Linked DNA regions of Homo sapiens: region 2 is linked to region 1. Evidence: read pairs that join two places in POLR2A ChIA-PET (ENCODE). Cell type or tissue: Panc1. All regions are shown on one strand.

The links. Peaks named below come from ENCODE experiments on the same cell type or tissue, not always from the same donor. Only the 100,000 strongest peaks of a DNase experiment are listed, where the experiment ranks them.
Region 2: POLR2A ChIA-PET joins it to region 1 with 10 read pairs; 3 of 35 experiments call an interaction of 5 or more read pairs at or near these places.

What each region holds. Positions count from the first base shown.
Region 1 is chr3:138,445,727-138,448,226 of GRCh38, forward strand. All of the region lies in intron 1 of ESYT3 (extended synaptotagmin 3), which reads left to right. Among named protein-coding and RNA genes, the nearest start is that of ESYT3, 12 kb to the left of the region's middle. In Panc1, no CTCF peak of the experiment used is centred here; no DNase peak of the experiment used is centred here.
Region 2 is chr3:138,693,103-138,695,602 of GRCh38, forward strand. It overlaps PIK3CB (phosphatidylinositol-4,5-bisphosphate 3-kinase catalytic subunit beta), which reads right to left. Exons shown (of 24, transcript NM_006219.3): 14 at 1,684-1,805. Among named protein-coding and RNA genes, the nearest start is that of FAIM, 86 kb to the left of the region's middle. In Panc1, no CTCF peak of the experiment used is centred here; a DNase peak (open chromatin) is centred at 1,399; H3K27ac peaks cover 1,578 bases.

The DNA.
Region 1 (2,500 bases):
GTTACCACTTCCAGAACGCTTATTCTGATCCAGGAAGGATACCGAGCATCATCCATGCCTTTAGTCTTTTCAGGAACTGTGAAGTTGGCAGTATTGTACCCATCTCGCAGATGAGAAAGCTGAGGCTTAGAGAGGTGGAATTTGAAATACACAAGGAATAGGTTAGAAAAACACTAAGGAATGGACTTCAAATGCTGACATTTCAGGTGGAGGATGGGGAGGAGAGGAAATGGATGAGAAGATTTGAGGCTTAGGCTCAAATCATATGCAGGTGAGATCTGGGTTCTGATCACATGGGTAATCTTGTTTAAGTACTAACTAGTCTCTGAGTCTCCTCATTTGTAAAAGGGGAATAATGATTTATAGAGTGTTGGGAGCATCAAATGAAAGTGTTTATGGAATGCCCTTTGTAAGTCATAAGGCATGGCCTCTACCAATCAGGGCTAAAGCCCCATAAGGGCAGTTGCCTGCTAAATCCCAGACTTTGTAAAAGAGGTTTCTATAAAACCCCTACATGATGCTGTGTGAGGTTTTCTTAGGAGGAGTAGTGGACGAAGTGGAAAAGCACAGACTCTGTGGTCAGACAGACCCAGGCTTGGGTCTCCGTTCTAGCACTCCACTACTGGAGATTATAAGTCATGTAACCTCTCTGAACTTTAGTTTCCTTATCTGTAAAATGGGGCAAATAAGGGATTAGGTGAGTATTAAATGACATGAGATGACATGAACTCAAAACGGTTGAAAATAGGATGGAAAATATGCAACTGGCCAAGTCTTGAAACAAAAGAAAGCTGAGATAGCAATTGTCATATTAGACAAAATAGAATAGAACTCAAAGACAAAGAAGGTTGTTATATGCTTGTAAAGGGCAATAATGATATACCTGGGCATGGTGGCTCACACCTGTAATCCTAACAGTTTGGGAGGCTGAGGCAGGTGGATGGTTTGAGCCCAGGAGTTCACGACCAGCATGGGCAACACTGCAAAGCCCCATCTCTACAAAAAAATTAGAAAATTAGCTAGACATGGTGGCATGTACCTGTAGTCTCAGCTACTAGGGAGGCCAAGGCAGGCGGATAGCTTGAGCCCAGGAGTTTGAGACTAGCCTGTGTAACATGACCTAATCCCGTCTCTACCAAAACAAACAAACAAACAAACAATAGTCAGGCGTGGTGGTGCATACCTGTAGTCCTAGCTACTCGGGAGGCTGAGGTGGGAGGATTGCTTGAGCCTGGGAGGTCAAGGCTGCAGTAGGCCAAAATCACACCACTGCACTCCAGCCTGGGTGACACAGTGAGACCTTGTCTCAATAATTATGATAATCACAGACATATATGTATTACAGAATATAAACTTGAAATATAAATCAACAACCGACATGAGGAAGTAGATAAATCAACAGTTGTGCTTGGAATCTTTTAATACATCCCTTTCTGAAAATGATAAATGAAGCAGGCAAAGACTAAGCAAGGATAAAGCATATTAGAAGGACATGATTAATAACCTGATCACACATGGAATAGTCATGGAAATTAATCATGTACTAGGCCACAAGGAATTATCAACATATTCCAGTGAATTGACAATCCTACAGACTGTTCAGGCCACAAAGAAATAAAATTATTATTAGAAAACAGCAAAAATATATACCTATTGAAATCTCACATGTCTAGATACTTTAAAACATTACTATTTTGAAAACTCATTAAGAGGAAGTCATAATGGGAATAGAAAAATGAGAGCAGAATAGCAATTTATTGTGTCAAAAACTAGAGGATTTTATACCTTTGAATTGATTTATTACAAAACAAAAATGGAAAATAAATGATATTCCCCAAACTCATGAAGTTCAACTCTAAAAACATAAAAGAGCCAACAGATTTAAATCAAAGAAAAAGAGTTCTGGGAGAATCAATGAACAATTAGAACTATTAACAAATTTCAGCAAAGTTGCCCAGAAAATGAAATGCCACACAGTACTCTAACAAAAAATATACAGGACTTTTAGAGAAAAAGAGTTGGAAAATTTGATCCTAAATGTGAATAGAAAATGTGAATAAATAAAGGGTGTCAATGATGTAATATTTAACCGTGTCAGCCCACAAGTTAACTTATAATTTAAAAAATATAACAATTGAAATCTCAGGAGGATTTTTTTTTTGTAGATTGACAAGCTGATTCTAAAATTCATACAGAACAATAAATATCTACTATTATCTAAATCAGTGTGAGAAAGAAAAAGCAAAATGGGGAATCGGCGGCCGGGTGTGGTGGCTCATGCCTGTAATCCCAACGCGTTGGGAGGCCGAGGCTGGTGGATCAGGAGTTCAGGAGTTCGAGACCAGCCTGGCCAACATGGTGAAACCCTGTCTCTGCTAAAAATACAAAAAATTAGCCAGGCGTGGTGGCAGGTGCCTGTAATCCCAGCTACTCGGGAGGCTGAGGCTGGAGAATCACTTGAACCCAGTGGGTGGAGGTTGCAGTGAGCCGAGATTGCACC
Region 2 (2,500 bases), 250 kb after region 1:
TTTATTTTTTGAGACAGGGTCTCACTCTGTCACCCAGGCTGGAGTGTAGTGGCACCATCTCAGCTCCTGCAACCTCCGCCTCCAGGGCTCAAGTGATCCTCCTACCTCAGCCGCCCAAGTAGCTGGGACCACAGGTGCGCACCTCCACGCCCAGCTAATGTCTCTGTATTTTTGGTAGAGACGGGGCTTAACCATGTTGCCAAGGCTGGTCTCAAACTCCTGGGCTCATCGATCTGCCTGCGTTTGTCTCCCAAAGTGATGGGATTATAGGTGTGAGCCACCACAGCTGGCTGAATTATTATTATTTTTTTTTGGAGACGGAGTCTCGCTCTGTCAACCAGGCTGGAGTGCAGTGGTACGATCTCTGCCCACTGCAACCTCTGCCTCCTGGGTTCAAGTGATTCTTCTGCCTCAGCCTCCTGAGTAGCTGAGATTACAGGCACCGGCCACCACGCCTGGCTAATTTTTTGTATTTTTAGTAGAGATGGGGTTTCACCATGTTGGCCAGGCTGGTCTCAAACTCCTGACCTCAAGTGATCTGCCTGCCTCAGCCTCCCAAAGTGCAGGGATTACAGGCATAAGCCACCACACCCAGCCATCTGGCCAAATTTTTAAAAAGCATGATATAAACTAATGCATATGGCAAGACACATTTGTGTAATAATAATTCCATGTCTATATTTTCATAGATATATATGAAACAGAAAAATGTGATATAGAAGCATACACACCAAATTCATGATAATGTTTGCCTCTGAGAAGGAAGAGAAGTAATCAAGACTGGATAAGGAAACTATGAGGACTTCAACTTTAACTGTAATGTATTTGCTTAAAATATATATATATATATATATATATATATATTATATATATATATATATATATATATATTTTAAACCCATGACAAAAATTAACATTTCTTAATTCTGGAGGGTGGATAGACTGTGTGAAGAAAAGAGGTAACACAGCAGGCTTGGCTGCTATCCTCTAACAAGCCTGCTTATAGGATTGGCCCATGGCTAGCATCTGGGAATTAAGATTTCAGGATTCCCACCACCCTCCCTAATTGATAAGAGTGGCTCACTGCACCTAAACTATTTGTGCAAATAATGGTTTATGTTGTATATCCACTTTACTGCTGGGAGTATAGAAATCTGGTACATGCTAGGCAGAGGGTGCTTATGTGATAGCTGCCCGTAAAAACCGTGGCCACGAAGTCTCTAACAAGCTTCCCTTGCAGACTTGTATTATCACAACTCACTCCTGATAGAAATAAAAGTGTTTGGGGTGACTTCACTGGAAAAGAACTCTTACAAGCTTATGTATGCCTGTTTTCCTCATGACTTCACCCCATGAACCTTTTTCCCTCTTTAAATTTTGCTCTGTATCCTTTTGCTGCAATAAATTATATCTGTAAGTGACTATGTGCTGAGTTCTGAGTCCTCCCAGTGAGTCATCAAACCTGAGGGTGATCTTGAGGACCTTCTGACCTAGCATGCTTTTGGTTTTTTTTTTCTAGTATAAACATTGAGTTGGGGAGCTGGCAGGAGTACATGAGCAAATGCTTTGAACTGTGAATAATTCTGAGCCCTTTTCTTTCTTATGAGACATCAAGGAGACACCCTCATCCCAAACCCACCCAAGTTATTCCTTGCCCCAAAGAAAACCACCTGCAGAAGATACCTCATCTGTCGCAGGCAGCCTACAGCATATTCTCGAACGTACTGGTCTGGATAGTTGAAATCCAGAAGCTCTAGGGCCTCCCGGGGGGGCAGTTTAGGCCAAATCTGAAGCAGCGCCTGAAGCTGTTTAAAAAATGAAACTGGTTCAGAAATAATGGGGGACAAAAGTAATCTAATTTTCCTTGACACACAGGAGCACCAAGATAGGTCAAAAGAAGGCAAAGCTCACTTTTAATTATTGATGCCTCAAAAATCCATTCCTGTTAATAGAGACTAATAAAGATTGTCTTTGTTGTTGAAACATTCTATAGATTAAGTCTGAAAAGCTATGAAGTACTTACCCCCAAATAAATTTTATGGGTGAGAGAGAAAAAAATGTTGAATTTGTAGCCTTTCTAAAGCTCAATTCCATCTGATAAAATCTTATTCCTTAGTATTTAATTTCTCTCATTGGATTTTCCTGGGTATCACCTAAGTACCACTGACATCAACGTCATGGAAGGTATATGATATGTATGCAAGATCACTGCTGTAAAACTATGGCAAATAGATGGCAGTGGTTAGAGGATTTTCTTTCAATTGATTGCTCAAAGTCATACTGGGAGAGGTGGCCTGCAAGCTTGTTGGCTATCTTGTGGATGTTAAGTTTTATTCTCCGACCAATTAAGCTTTGAGAATTCAATAAAAACCGTTTATATTTTATTATTTAATTCTACAAGTTATTCAATCTATAATTATGGCAAGCCCTCCCCCAAAAGTCAACAATATCTAAATGAGTATCTACCAGCTAAGTTAAAAGGCATTTTCTCATATCAAGC